Linked DNA regions of Homo sapiens: region 1 is linked to region 2. A link is an interaction called in ENCODE POLR2A ChIA-PET data of the cell type or tissue named here. Cell type or tissue: A673. All regions are shown on one strand.

The links. ChIA-PET counts read pairs that join two places held together with the same protein. Peaks named below come from ENCODE experiments on the same cell type or tissue, not always from the same donor. Only the 100,000 strongest peaks of a DNase experiment are listed, where the experiment ranks them.
Region 1: POLR2A ChIA-PET joins it to region 2 with 5 read pairs; 2 of 35 experiments call an interaction of 5 or more read pairs at or near these places.

The regions. Positions count from the first base shown.
Region 1 is chr13:45,677,470-45,685,469 of GRCh38, reverse strand. LINC01055 (long intergenic non-protein coding RNA 1055) reads left to right here. Exons shown (of 4, transcript NR_125786.1): 2 at 270-406; 3 at 3,051-3,168; 4 at 3,979-4,271. Among named protein-coding and RNA genes, the nearest start is that of LINC01055, 20 kb to the left of the region's middle. RefSeq lists an enhancer at 4,978-5,480. In A673, a CTCF peak has its summit at 1,528 (motif pointing right); a DNase peak (open chromatin) is centred at 7,019; H3K27ac peaks cover 2,329 bases.
Region 2 is chr13:46,040,318-46,048,317 of GRCh38, reverse strand. ZC3H13 (zinc finger CCCH-type containing 13) reads left to right here. Exons shown (of 19, transcript NM_001330564.2): 2 at 2,802-2,927; 3 at 3,254-3,363; 4 at 6,043-6,154. The coding sequence starts at 2,811. Among named protein-coding and RNA genes, the nearest start is that of ZC3H13, 8.4 kb to the left of the region's middle. In A673, a CTCF peak has its summit at 423; DNase peaks (open chromatin) are centred at 387 and 6,377; H3K4me3 peaks cover 7,747 bases; H3K27ac peaks cover 8,000 bases.

The sequences.
Region 1 (8,000 bases), 360 kb after region 2:
TCCCTCCCTCATCGGTAAAACACCATCTTTACTAGGAAGGAAAAAAAGTAATGTGCCTTATTTTTCTCTTCAAAGTGGCTCCTAAATAAGAGACTGTTAACAGCCACTTGGCACCATAAGAAAAGGTCAGCAAATTTAGAACACTTGTCTTTTTGTAAAAACAGATGACTGCAAACAAGAGGTCTTCATGATCATTATTTATCTTGGTGCAAAGTATTTCAAAGATCCTCTCATTTTATGTGGCTCTCTCACTGGTTTTGTTGTTGCAGTTGCTGTTGCTTGAGACAGGGTCTCACTCTGTCACCCAGGCTGGAGTGCAATGGCACAATCATGATTCACTGCAGCCTCGACTTACTGGACTCAAGTGATCTTCCCGCCGCAGCCCCCGAGGTAGCTGGGACTACAGGTGTGCACCACCACTTCCAGTTAATTTTTTTAAATTTATTTTATTTTATTTATTTATTTATTTATTGGTGAGGAATAATATATTTATTCAATGGAATGAGTAAAGTAAATCATATTTGATATCCTTTCAATCTTACCTGTTTTAAAGTATTTTTTGCATAATAACAGCATATCTATTGTGAATTTAAGTAGAGATGCGATCTTGCTGTGTTGCCCAGGCTAGTCTCAAACTGCTGAGCTCAAGCAATCCTCTGCCCTGGCCTCCCAAAGTGCTGGGATTACAGGCATGAGCCGTCATATCCAGCCAGCTCTCTCATTTTTCAGAATCAGATTAATTGCATCTGTGATCTCCTGTAGCTCATTCTGCACTTCTGACTTCAACTGCTCTGCAGCAATAGTTTGCTTGTGAGTTACTACCCAGCGAATCAATTTCCCAAGTGATGCTCTCCACATCCTATCCAGCATCCTCTTTTAATTCCAGTGGAAGCTACCACTCCATCAAATGTCATTTTAAACAATTGTTCCATGAGAACATTGTTTCTTGTAGAGAAGTTATTTACAATTGAGAACACATCTTTTCTGGCATATTTTCTGTAACTGGTTCACCAAAGAACAGCACTTGTTATGTTTTATTATCTAAGCAGAAGCTACATTTGTACTTCACCCAGCTGTAAAGCAAGCACTACTTGATTTGTTTCCATACTTGTTTCTTTAAAGTTTTCTCCGCATCTATCAGCAATATTTGCTGGCTAAAGGTATTTTCATTCAATCATTCAAAAAGGATATTTTGAATATTTTGTATGAGCTAGTCACTGTTAACAGGTGCTGAGGAAGTAATGAACAAAATTAAGTTTTCATGGAGCTATGTTCCTATGAGGGACAACAGACAATGAGCAAATTTTTTAAAAAATCTAATGTATATCAGGGGTAAGTGCTCCAAAGAAAAGTTCAACTGGTTCTTGGGACAGAGAGTGATAGGGTGAGCCATTTCAGATGACGAAGACCTGTCTAAGGAGGTGAGGTCTGAGCAAAGGCCTGAATATGTGGAGGGGCAAGCTGTAGATTATCTGTATCCAGCAGAGGGAGCAGCAGCAGGGGAAGGACCCCCCAGGCAGGAGTTGCCTGGGTGGGACTGACCCACGGGAAGCCAGTGTGTCTGGAAGCAGAGAGGGATGGGGAATTGGGAGGACCAGAGGACAGAAGGCAGCCTGGGAGAGGTCATGTAGGGCCTTGAGGGCTAGGGTGAGGATGATGGATTTCATCCTGAGCAAGACAGGAAGCCGGGGTGGGGGACTCAGCAGAGCACAACACAGTCTGACTTAGGTTTAAGATTTCTCCAGCCTACTGTGGAGAAAAGACTGCAACATGGCAGGACAGGAACAGGGGACCAATTTCAATTGTCCAGATGAGAGATGGACTGAAATGCTAGTGGTGAGAGAGGACATTGAAAGATTTGGACATATTTTGACATAGAACCCATGAAATTAGCTGACAGCTTTGGATACAGGATAAGAGAGAAAGAAGATAGGACACACATGGTTTTTGTTTTTGTTTTTTTTAATTATACTTTAAGTTTTAGGGTACATGTGCACAATGTGCAGGTTAGTTACATATGTGGTTTTTAACGTAAACACTTGAGGAAGGCAGGAGCCACTTGTGGAGGAGGAGACTGAGGGAAAGACAAGCAGCAATGATCAAGAGCTCAGTTTGGATGCATGAAGCTGCAGAAGACTAGAGATCCCGGGAAGGTGTCAAGAAACCAGTCGCTTGTAAGAGTCAGGCATTACAGGGGAGGCGTTTGGAATGGAAATACAATTTAGGACTTGTCAGTATATTAAAAGCCTCGTCAGTATATTTCTTCATGCATTATTTCAGCTGTATTTATTGCAGTAGGAAGAACAAGTATTTCCCATGGTCATATGCACCTTTTTTTCTTCACTACTAAGAAACCTCAAAAGAGGCATTTAAGCACTTTCCATTACACTAATTAACATTTTGAGAGATACTGCACTGAATAGTACATGATTTTAGGTCAGTTAAAAAAGATTGCAGACATTTTTATTGTCTTTTTCAAAGCATAATGGCTTCAACTCTTGCTAGCCAGTATATCAAGATGTAACACAGTTAGGTGAGGGGTGTCATTAATGATTATGGCTGTAATTTGTGTTTATACATCTACTGAGCAACTTCACTGAAAAGGAGATAGTTCTGAAAGCAAAACTGTCACTGCGGCCTTTTCTCTTGTTTACTCATGCTTGCCTTATCATTACATTCAACCCACCCTCTCTTTGCTGACATCGTCTTAAACCATGTGTCCATTTTGCAGTGACTTGCTGAGTTAAGACCAGACAACATCATCCATAAATCCACTTTGCCTGACACGTATAAACTGCCATCCATCATTGCAATGTGCAACAAGGGAAAGGTGGCACCCTCAACCTCTTGTGGAATGTTGTTTTTCTCAGGACACTCCCCTTCCCTAACAAGAAATGGGACCACTATTCACTCCACATGAAGGTGCCAGTGCCTGTCCATGCATTATACTTTAGCAGACTTTAGAGCTTAGTGTCTTTCTAACTTTTTAGGGAAAATAAACAGAACTTACAATATTTCCTTTTTTTCTTTTTTTTTTTTTTTGGAAACAGGGTCTTACTCTGTCACCCAGGCTGGAGTGCAGTGGCATAATCTTGGCTCACTGCAGCCCCAACATCCCCGGCTCAAGCAATCCTCCCGCCTCAGCCTCCTAAGTAGCTGGGACCACAGGTATGCACCACCATGCCTGGCTAATTTTTGCACTTTTTGTAGAGATGATACAATATTTTCTTCCACATATCAGTGAATCACCTTGTGCATCCTTTGGAGCCCACATTCAGGGCTCACCCTCTGATCTAGTCCTTTTCACTGTCAAAGAAGGTGACAAATAAAGCTGCTACCATGTCAGAATGAGGATTGGCCCCAGCTCCTGGGCAAACAGAATTCCTAGAAGAATGAAAGATCAAGTTGAGTTCCTACGCTTGAAAAAGAAAACATTAAAAAGCAATTGTCTCTTGTTAAACTTTAAAGGCTTTCCTATAGACTATTAACCAATGAAAACTGTGCTAATTTTCTTTCCTGGGGCAATTGCTATTAAGTTGTTTTTGTAGGCTGGTCAAAACCTAACTGAGAAAAAGTTTATTTTTACCTGTCTTTGTGGCCTTCTTAGTAAAATTGGCTATTCAAAGTGGATTAGGAACCTGAACTTCTTTCCTTAGGAAAGTTTCACACCAAATGTAAAAAAGAGAGAATGATTTAGAAATTAAGTTTTATTTTTTATTTAATACTCTATCTGAAACTGAAAACTTTGAGTTTTACTTAGCAACAAAATAGGCAACATTCCCTCTTCAGAAACACTAAGTCAACATAAGGTAAAAGACCTTCATTTCTCAGTAAAACTGAGATTTGAGGTGGCGGCAGGAATGTGAATGACCCTCGTAAATTTTCTAGCTCCAAATTACTTGGCTGCTAATCAACATAGGCAGGTCCCTAAATATAGGACCATATTTCTAAAACATCCCTTTCTCTTATTATTCACAGAAACCCAAACTGCAGAACATGTTCAGTGAAGCAACCAGAGCTAAATCATTTGAAATGCATTAGCCAGTACTCGCCGCAAATTAATTTAACACCAGTCACATGTGTCTGGGTGATTTTCCCCTGAAAGGTGGCGTGAGTTGATTGGACCCCAGGAGGAACGCTGCGCTGAATGGCTCAAGATTTACTACTAACCACACACTGCACAGAGAAGGCTGCGTGTTACCAAGGCCTCCATGGAATTAGGGGGAACTGCCAACAAACCAGTGCAGAGCCTGCAAATGTCAGATAGAAGGAGGATGAGACATGATTTGGATATTTTTCCAAGAAGGAAAGACTCAGTTCATTTAGAAGAGTTTCCTTAAGGATAAAGGAAGTATCCAGAACCTACTCTAAGAAAGGGAAATGGCTTCATGCTTTCCTCTCCCATTCCCATACCTGCAGGAAAATCAGATTTCCTCATGGTCCTGTCGTTTTCTCAGGCCTGAGAGGAGGGACACTTCACCACCGCCCCCCTCCCCACCCCCGCCCCAATCTCAGTGGGTTTAGCAAGACAAGAAGCAGACTCCAGCTTTGGAGAGATGGGTAGGAGACGCATTTGGCCTGGTTCAGCTACTACTTTAGATGTAGATCTTGAACAAGTTTCAAAAATGAATGAAAGTAGCTTTTTATGAATCTGGGCCCGATCTCCCGATTGCCCCTCCAGAGCAGCTCCCTGCCCTTCCCTGCCCCTGAAGGCTGACCTGTGAGCCCCTTTGGGCTGCTGATGGACCTGTGCTCCCACCCTGGCTCAAAAAGCAAAGAAAAGGGAGTGGCTATCAGAAAATGGAAGAAGAGAGTAAAGAAGACAGTGCTGGCTTGAGAGAAGCAGTGGCTTCAGGTAAAAGGCTACTGCCAGCGATATGGACGGGAGACAGAGAAATGCTAGAAGAGGGCGGTTCCCCAACAAAGGCCCCACCCACAAGCCTGGACACCTGTGGCCCTAAATGAGAACAGGCATTCCTGTTTTTGCACCCAAAAAGTGGTCTTTTGGTATGCCACACCCCCTATCCTATACCCATATAAACCCTGAACCCCAGGCTCCAGCTCAGACCAGCAGAGGAGGAGACGAGACAAGCAGACAATGCAGAACAGTGCAGCAGAGAGAACTCGAGAGGAATTCAGCCAGGGTGGTCAGAGAGGAGTTTGGCTGCTGGACAGCCCACTCCAAGGGAAGATCATCTTCCTACTCCATCTCCCCTCCTTCCAGCTCCCTATCCATCCTGCCGAGAGCCACCTCCACCGTGCATTAAAACCTCGCATTCATCCTTCAAGCCTGTGTGTGACCCGATGCTTCCGGGACGCTGGGCAAGAGCTCAGGATACAGAAAGCTGTCACACTGGCCCTCTGCCCTTGAGAAAAGGCAGAGGGTCCATTGAGCTGTTTAACACTTAAAGCCATCTGCGGATGGCAGGGCTAAGAGAATATTGTAACATTGGGGTTGCAGGCACCCACCCCAAGACACTACCATGGGGCCAGAGCCCAAAGCACCCACCCCAGCCTCTGCACCTGCCCATCTGAGTGCTCCCCCTCCCGCAAGGGGTTTGAGGCAACGGAGCAGGTCTCCTGGGAGGGGGATCAGGGAACTCTCCCATTTAACCAGCCCACAGACATGAAGACACCATGGGGAGTGTGGGGAGAGCCACGAGATGTGTACCATGACTGCCTCATCTTTCCACCCTCTGATCTCCTGTTGAGGGTTCCCACTGATCAAATCCAAGAAGCCAGAGGGGAAGAGAGTTCCTCAATGTAGTCAGCGTCCTGGAGCAAAGAGAGGAGAGGAGATGATCCAGGAGCAAATAGGAGACAACCAGCACAGTTCCCAAATGTGAGAAACTGACTACAGCAGAATCGACTTGAGGCACATTTTAAATATACACATGAATTCCTCAGACTCCCCCACTCCCAATTTCAGAGTATGTCAGGGGTGGGACCTAAATAATTTACGTTAAAAAAAAAAAATCTTGGCCAGGCACAGTGACTCATGCCTGTAATCCCAGCACTTTGGGAGGCCGAGGCAGGCAGATCACCTGATGTCGGGAGTTTGAGACAAGCCTGACCAACATGGAGAAACCCCCTCTCTACTAAAAATACAAAAATTAGCCGGGTGTGGTGGCGCATGCCTGTAATCCCAGCTACTCGGGAGGCTGAGGCAGGAGAATCGTTTGAACCGGGAGGCAGAGGTTGCGGTGAGCCGAGATTGCGCCATTGCACTCCGGGCTGGGCAACAAGAAAGAAACTCCCCCCCCACAAACAAATAAAAATAAAATAAATCTTAAATGATTCCAAAGCACAACCACGTTTGGAATACCTGGCCTTACGAGACACACAAATGACCTTGAAGATTTCAAAGCAGGTCCCACAATCCCTTCTCACCACAAGATTAGGCCCAACAAGACCATATCATCTTAGTTGGGCATAGTGGCTCATGCCTGTAATGCCAGCACTTTGGGAGGTTGAAGCAGATGAATCATCTGAGGTCAGGAGTTCGAGACCAGCCTGGCCAACATGGTAAAATCCCATCTGTACTAAAAATACGAAAAATTAGCCAGGCGTGGTGGCACACACCTGTATTTCCAGCTACTCAGGAGGCTGAGGCAGGAAAATCACTTGAACCCAGGAGGTGGAGGTTGCAGTGAGCCGAGATCATGCCATTGCACTCCATCCTGGGCAACAAGAGTGAAACTCGGTCTGAAAAAAAAAAAAAAAAAGAAGAAAGGAAGGAAGGAAGGAAGGAAGGAAGGAAGGAAGGAAGGAAGGAAGGAAAGAAAGATTCTTCTATAAAGCAAGCAACTGCATTTGGTACTATTCTAGTGTCCTCTCTGGAGTGGCACTTATCAAAGAAAACATTGGGTTACTTTCTGTCCTCAAGCACTAACCCCTAGGACAGCTGAACCTAAGGATACATTTTATACACTTGAACTCATTATTGTCCTTTTACCCCCTGAGTAGAAAATACAATAGCTCCAAAACAAACACCTGATTCCTTGAAAATGCTTCACAGGAAGCCAGCCCCTCAACTTGAAATGGTATCAGGTTACAATGGCTGAAGGAGACTGTATCTCCACAGACACCATTCATTGACAAGGCATGCCATTCAGAAGTTTCACTGAAAGATCATTCTCTCCATTATGATCATTGAAGTGAAGGCAAGAGGGGAAAAAAATTGACAGGCTGAACTCTAGAAACTTGGCTTCAGAAATGCCTATTAATCCAATACAATTCAATACAATAAAACATACAAACTCCTGGTAATCCTCAAGGTGCTCTTAAAATTGAAGTTGATTCTGCGAAAACTGCTTTCACCTACCATCATTAAGGAAAATTCCATTTTAACTCAATTCTGAAAAGGGAGGACATGAAGAAAAGTATCATGTCCAGGAATACAAAACATTGTGAACACTGGGACCCCAGGAAGGCGAAACAGGAGGTCTGTACCTAATCCAGACCTTGCCTTTGCCTGCTGCTACAGGTTCCAGGTCTAGCAACTGCTCATTTTCCTAGGGAATTAAATGGAGAAGATGTCTCATAATTTCCAATCACACAGCACAGTTCAATGGCAAGTTGTTTTCCCACAAAAGTAGTTTTATGGTTAATGCACCCAACCTGAAAAGAAGTTTGGGCAGGAGGTTGCGGGGCAGGGGAATTAAAGCAGAAGATATTTATTTCCTCACACGGCCAGAGTAACAAAAACACTGCATTTAACTGCAGGAGCTGCAAAGTGTAGTTGACCCATGTAGTATATGGGTCCCACAAGCCGTGGCTGGGATTGCTGGACTCCTGAGTCCTGTTCCCTGACAAGTTATTAATCTGCCATGTAAGCTTGAGCCAAGACCCTGAAATGTCTCCTTCTATCAATTTCCCACACGATACATGAAAATAAAAATATACTTACCTTTCAAATCCTATTAGATTCAAAATCCCTTTTTGTACTGGTGTGTCCCACTGTATCCAGTAGATTATGTCCCTAAATGCACTGAAATGCT
Region 2 (8,000 bases):
GCGTGAGCCACCGCGCCCGGCGAAATCTTCAAAGTTTGCCTTAGGGAGTCTAGGATTGGAGAGAAGCTCTCAGACCAGCAAAGCAATAGGTCAAGGGAGGAGAGTAGTGCGAATCAGGCAACAGAGGACAGACCAGAAAAAGAAACTGTAGAGTTAATACCTGGAACCCTCAAAAAGTAAAAAGAAAGGAGATGATAGATGACCAATGTTTTAAGTATAATAAGTACGATAATAAATAGCCTGTCGTCCTAACTGGAAACCATTACCATTGAATTTTTTGAAGGAGACTGAGCTGGGAGTGGAGGCATGTTGGGGGTAGTAGAGATGTTGGGGGCAGAACTAACTCATTTCCAGTGACAGTGGAGGGAAAAATAAAAAATTAGTGTTAGTCCACTTGAGGCAGTGTGGTGGGATGGTTGTGCCTGTTTTCTAAGTTCTACATAACTAGCAAATAAGGAAATTTTGGAACCTATTCAATTTTGTTTATTAAGAAATGTTTTAAAAATTGAATTATTGGTTGAGGATTACTCTATATTTGTATATTAATGTAGCAATATATAATGAAACTTTATGTTTTTCTCAAACTTCTTATACATTGTGATACATTTACTTATTATTGAATCATGCTTGGATATATATTGTTAAAAAAGTTTTTCTCAAAGCTCTACATTTTCTAGATCTTTCTCAGCTCCACTTCTCTTAGCTTTCAGTTTTTTCGTGCTCAGTAAATCAAATAGACATAGGAAATTTTACCAGCTTCTCCTCCGTATGTTCACATTTCAGCTGAGAATGAGTCTAAGAAAAATTAAATCAAAGATTATCTTATAATGCTAACACCAGTATGTAGAATTGGTGTGTAGTTCCTTACTTGGAGAACAATTAATATTTAATTGATTTTGTGTTGCAGCAAATTATTGTTTATGTGATGCTCTCCACTGGTTCTTAAATTTATAATTACTGTGAAGTAATTCTGTTTTTAAAATCACTAAAAATTAATTGCTATTATATCAAAAGAATTATTACATTTTATATTGATAAAAATATAGATTTTCCAATTTAAAATCACCATATATTATTTCATATTTTCCTTCCTTGATGCACCATCTTTTATTTATCAAATGTTGTTCTTAGTCTTTGGATTCTTTTAAAAGTGTGACCTGAAGTACCTCATTGAACCAAACACTGTTTATAATTTTTTATTGCTGTTTCAATTAGGTACTACCACGATTTAATTTCCTTTAAAGTGATATGTCTTTACTTTGAAACCACATTAAAGATTTGTGATCTTTATAGAGACTAAATGAAACTTTTTTAGCTGCTGTGGTTCATTCTAGTAACTTTTGATGATTGATAAGATTTCAACTAATATTTAGTTTGTATAAAGCGGGATATAGTATGGTGTTTTTTTTCCTTCCCCTTATGAGGCAGTTTCTACCCTCTTCCCACAGTAGTGTATGCTCTGGATTGTATCTTGGTCTAGAATTTAATATTGTTTTCTAATGTCATAATATACTGTCATTATCTGATACTTGCAAATCTAGTTGAATTACCCAATTATGTCATTGGATTAGATTTTTACTATAGTTTCAGTTTTTGAATGTTTTATTTACATACATATATATATATAGAGAGAGTTTTTTTGTTTTTTTTGAGATGGAGTCTCGCTTTGTCGCCCAGGCTGGAGTGCGGTGGTGTGATCTCGGCTCACTGCAAGCTCTGCCTCCTGGGTTCATGCTATTCTCCTGCCTCAGCCTCCAGAGTAGCTGGGACTACAGGCGCCCGCCACCATGCCCAGCTAATTTTTTTTTTTTTTTTGTATTTTTAGTAGAGACGGAGTTTTGCCATGTTAGCCAGGATGGTCTCGATCTCCTGACCTCATGATCCGCCCGCCTCGGCCTCCCAAAGTGCTGGGATTACAGGCACGAGCCACTGTGCCTGGCCCTTAAAAAATATTTTTATGTTTACATCAAATCTAACAGAGCTTAAACGTAAAATAAAATAAAAATATTTTTACAATTTGCCTTTTTTGTTATTACTAATAATGGTAAAATAGTCTGATAATTACTTTTAACACCTTTGAATTTTATGTCAGTGTAGTATAGATTATAGAAACACCTCGACTTTTTCTAGTTCTACAGTCTGTCCTGTTTTGAAAGTTGTTTCTATCAACATTGAGTTTTGTTTTGTTTTGTTTTTGTGTTACTGGAAAATAAATATGCTTGATCAGATTGTTTTGACTTCTGTCAGGCAAAGAAAATACTAAAATATCATTCATTTTTCTCAACCTGATTTTTGGAACATAACTGCTGTTGTCCCTTAAACTTATGAAACATAATTTCTGCTATGAAAATTTTCACCCAATTTTATTTTTCCATTTTCTTTAGCATAACTCTTTTTCAGTTAACCAGTTGATGGTTAACAACTTTGAGTTACTAAATTTTGAAGCAATTTTTGTAAGTAACTTTTATAAAGTAAACATTTTGTACTGTATCTTCTGAGGTTGATTGTACTATGAAAACTTCACTGTGTGAGTAGGATCATATTCGTTCACTCTGCAGAAGAGGTACAATTCTAGCCAACAGATCTCACAGCTGTTATAAATTCACCAGTAAGGCATGTTTTAGAAGATATTATCTCTGTTTACCTGTGACCTCTCCTATGCTTTTTTTTTTTAATCTCCCAAGGAAAATCTCCTGTAATTTTACACTGTTACCTATAGTTTTATCTACTTGTAAGCTGTGGGCTCAGTTATTTAAAACTGAGGAATTTTACAGTTTTGCCTCTTTCTTTTTTGGTTGAAGTAGTACAAAATGTCAAAAATTAGAAGGAAGGTCACAGTGGAAAATACCAAGACTATATCTGATAGCACATCCCGAAGACCCAGTGTATTTGAGAGGCTTGGACCCAGCACTGGCAGTACAGCAGAGGTGAGTTGTCACTAGTATAGTCACAGGGGTTCTCTTAGAATTCTATTATTGAAATGCTTATTTGTATCATAAAGGTGAACAGGTTGTTTTATTGTAGGAATGTTTGTTCAGTAAATTTTTTAAAGTGTGTTTTATAAAAAGAAGTGAAAAGGGTGATAAGGTTTATGGGTTTTTCCATATTTTTTTCCTGAAGTTTTTATTATTTGGGGAGTAATATATCACAGGTTAGCTGGAATTTTGGTAGCATTTGTTTTAATTTTGTCCCGCTAGCATTTTTTTTTTCCAGAAATAAATATGAAATTTACATAGTAATATCTGTCTCTTAGACACAGTGCCGTAACTGGCTGAAGACTGGCAACTGCCTCTATGGAAACACATGTAGATTCGTACATGGCCCTTCACCTCGTGGTAAAGGTTATAGCAGCAATTATAGAAGGTAAACTGAGAACTTTGTATTGTTCATGTACTATTAGAAGATGGCTTTTGTAATTTATCTAGTATAAAAATCTGAAATACAACCATATATTTGGTCAGATTTTCTATATTGGTGGTAGTCTTACCAGTAATTGAAGATCGACAGGATCTTTTTGTTATTTTCAAGATTAATAAAATGTTTGCTTTCAAATTAACTTATTTGTTCATTATTTATTTGTTTTGACAGTAGATCTTTTTGTAGTATGTGTATGGCTTACTTTTTCCCCCCTAATTATGTATTAAATTGCTGCTTAAGACAGCAGAATTCCATGGTGTCTGAATTTCTTTTTAGTGAGGCTATTTTTAACTCTTAAAATAGTAAAATTCAAATAGGGTATAATTTTAGCTGTTTAAGATGTTCTGAATTCAAATTTTGTACAAATTCTATAGGTTAAAATGCATTTGCCAAATCCCTTAGCACAGTATGTTAATGAAAATATGTATTTATATGTGGATGAATATGCTCCATATTTCGAACATCGTTTTGCCTTTAATAAAGGCTTGGCTAGATTAAACTTGCTTAATAAAGACCTTTTATTTTTCTTTTGGTTCCCTCATGATGATTATTTTATGGTATTTAAAGATGTAATATACATAAAGTTTGTCACAAAAACAGTTTTAACTTGATTGGTAAAGAAATAATTTACCTAGATCCAAAATTGGTTACACTGATTGTTTTGGCTATAGCATAGCAACACTATAAAAACTGAACATTAGCAATTGGAATTTTTTTTTTTTTTTTTTAGTTGAATGATTTTTTTGGGGGTAGTGTATGGGTAGATTTTGTTTAGGAGAATTTAAAATTCAAACCCTCAACATTAGCCAACTTCTTTTTCACGTAAACATTGTACATTTTAGTTTATTTGTGATTCTGAATACTGTTTTATTTGTATTTAGATTGTCATTTGTCACTTCCGTTAATGTGGGAAGATTAGTGTTTATTGTATATGTGTGTTTACTTGTATATATACACGTAGATACATACCTGGTGAAACTATTTCGATACTTTTAATGTTTTGCTTTAATACTATACTTTTGATACATTTTAAAATTTATCTTTGAAATTTATTAGCTGACTCAGAATTTTTATTCAAGAAATCATTTTGAGAAAAATGGTCAGAGAAATTTGTCTAAAATGGGAAAAAGTAATGTCATTGCTAGACTTAGAATAAAGAATATTTATTATAATTTTGCTATTTTGTGTATGATTTTCCATCTGATAACTTCTTTCGTATTTGTGCATTTTTTTTGTCGGGAGGAAAAACATAGTTCATAATGCGAGTCAAAGATAAGAAAAGCAATGTATTTTACAGAATGCTTATTTATATGTTTATATACAAGACTTTTACATAATTAATTGAGAATTCGCTGTGTGTAAAACATTCATTCTGTTGGGTGCTGTTTAGGATAGAAACAAGTTCATACTAAAGTGTTTTATTATATAAAGGAAACCAGGGCACATAGGATTTACATGTACATCATTATAATTTAGAGCACTTAAGTACTGGTTCTTAGTAAGAGATTCCAGTTTCAAGTTTAGCTTTAACTGTTAAAACATTTAATATAAATCTATTACATGTGCATGTAAACATTAATGAGATCCTTTAAAGTGAATTAACTCAAATTATTTCTTTACTAACCTTATGATTTATATTCATAAAATCAAGGAACTGATTTGATTGCCCAATGACTGCTTGAAATAGATGTGAATATTTATGTGATTTGTTTATATCTTTTTTATATATAGTACTTTTTGGTAGTCAAAGAGGAACAGAGCATTCCTTAACTTCTTTTGCCCTGTTTTAAAGGTGTTGTAGAAATAGTCTTTAAAGGCAGTCTGTTTTCCATCTCTCCTTTGTTTTTTCCCACTGATAGTGAAAATAATTGCATAGCCATATACTGTCAAATTTCTAGTATAAATAATAAAGCCTTACCACTGTTGAGTATAAATATGTATTTTTCCTTTAGTTAAAAAATTTACAGCAGAATATGAAAATCACTGTTGTAAAATTGCCTTGAATCCTTTATCTTTATTCTGAAATAATTTAAAATTTAAGATAAATTTTAAAGCTCCTATATTTGCTTTGATTCTTACTTAAGGTACATAAAATATTTTCTCAGTTATTGATGTTGCATCCAACCACAGGCATGTGTATACAAGAAACTTATTTCTTGTAATATCTTCTTATATCTTTCAGTATAAATGATAATGCTGCTACCTCTAGATTAATTTTGCAACTTTGTAGTTTAAAACTTTGTGTTACTACTACATTTTGCTCCCACATATAACTAATATATTTATGTGATTAATAGGAAAACAAGTCAAGCTATTAGTTCCTTTTTCTCAGTTCACATATAATTTCTTATTCACATCACCAGTACCTGCCACTTCGTGGAATTTAACATATACATTTTGATTGTTATTGGGAGAAAAACTGTAAGTGTTGCTCGTGTTTTGCATATTAATATTTAAGGTGAAATTTTTCAGAAATTCAGGAGTCAAGGTCAGTTAGAAAAAGTGTATTGAGATTTGTGAGGTTATTTCTGTAAATACATTCTTATAAAATGTTATTAATATATAAATACAGATTTTTGTTGTTTTGTTTCGTTTTTTGTTTTGTTTCTGTGTTTTGGTTCAAAGGTCACCAGAAAGACCTACAGGGGATCTTAGAGAAAGAATGAAGAACAAGCGCCAAGACGTGGACACTGAGCCCCAGAAACGAAATACAGAGGAGTCATCCTCACCTGTTAGGGTAGGATTGAATTTCCCAAAACAAAGTTCAACTTCAGTAGTGATTTGTTAATTTGAGTTTCATTTTAAATATTGTGTGCTAAATATATGGTAAATGTGTAATACGGCATTATAATGTTCTATATGGATAATGTAATTTAGAGGGAAAGAGTCCCCTGGGAAAACTGTGATTGGTTCAGTTCTTTATGGTAGTTAAGATGAAAGGGATTAGTTGGCAGAACTCAAGCTGAACTTAGTAGGGATTTTGTGTAGGGATCCCTTAGTAGGGATCCTTGACGAGGATCATGAGTATCTTTAAGTTTTCAGAATTCAGCCAGCCATCACATCTGCTTCCAAGAAAGATTGAAGTGGCTTGCAGTAGAACACTTACAAATGAAAACAATGAAAGCAAAACACATGGGGTTAACAAACTGCACTAGAAAGTTGAGGTAAAAGAAAGCACATATGACCACAAATTTTAGCTGTGAATTTGTTGGCAGTGAAGCCAAGAGAAATAAAATTTATAATGTAGTTCATTGAATAAAAGAAAAGTGTTTGTCAGGAATGGAAATCTTTCCCAGAGCTAATTTTTTTCTAGAAATTTATCATACCATATTTCACATACCATACAGTTCACTCATTAAAAGTGTACGCCTCAGTGGTTTTTAGTATTATTAGAGTTGTGAAACCATCATCACAGTCAATTTTAGAATATTTTCATTGCTACGTAAAGAAACGCCAAACTTTTCAGCAGTCGCCCTCCTAGCCACCAGCCCTAGGCAACCACTAAATCCTCTTTCTCTCTCTAGAGATTTGCCTATATATTTCATATAAATGGAATAATAAAACATGATTTTTTGTGACTAGCTTTTTTCACTTAGCATACCTTTTCAAGGTTCGTGAAAGAGTATGGGATGCATCAGTATTTTATTCCTTATTTTTGTCAGATAATATTACATTGTATTGATAATATCACATTTTGTTTATCCACTCATCAGTGATGGATATTTGGGCTTTTTCTACTTTTTGACTCCTGTGTATAATGCTGCTATGAACATTTATGTACAAGTTTGTATATGGATATGTTTTTATTTCTATTGGGTTTATATTGAGGAGTGGAGTTGACAAGTTCTACGGTAACTGTGTGTTTAACCTTTTAATGAACTTCTAGACTTTCATTAAGTGGCTGTATCATTTCACATTGTTGACAGCATATGAAAGTTCTAGTTTCTGCACATCATCACCAACACTTTTGTTATCTAACTTTTTGATTATAGCCATCCTGATGGGTGTGAAATGATGATCTAACTGTGGTTTTGATTTGCATTTTGGATTCTAATGATGTTGAGCATCTTCTTGTGTACTTATTGGCTATTTGTATATTTTCTTTGGAGATTCTTTTCCCATTTTAAAAATCGAGTTGTCTTTTTATTATTGAGTTACAAGTGTTCTCTTTATTTTGGATACAAGTCCCTTATCGTATATGTAACTTGCAGATCTTTTCTCCCATTCTGTGTGTTATCATCACATTCTTGATGGTGTCCTTTAAAGCATACACATTTTTAATTTGATGAAATCTGACTTACCTGTTTTTGTTTTTTTTGTTATTATTGTTGCTTGTTTGTGCTTTTGGTGTCATCTAAGAAACTATTGTTTAGTCCAGGGTCACAAAGATTTACGTCTATGTTGTCTTTGAAGCATTTTCTGGTTTTAGCTCTTATATTTAAGCCTTTGATACATTTTGAGCTAATTTTTATTTATGATGTGGTAAAGGTTCAGCCTTATTCTTTTGCATGTGGATATCCAGTTGTCCTCTATTATAGTCTTTTTATGAAAGTTACTGAATTGTAACTGAATCAAGGAAGCAA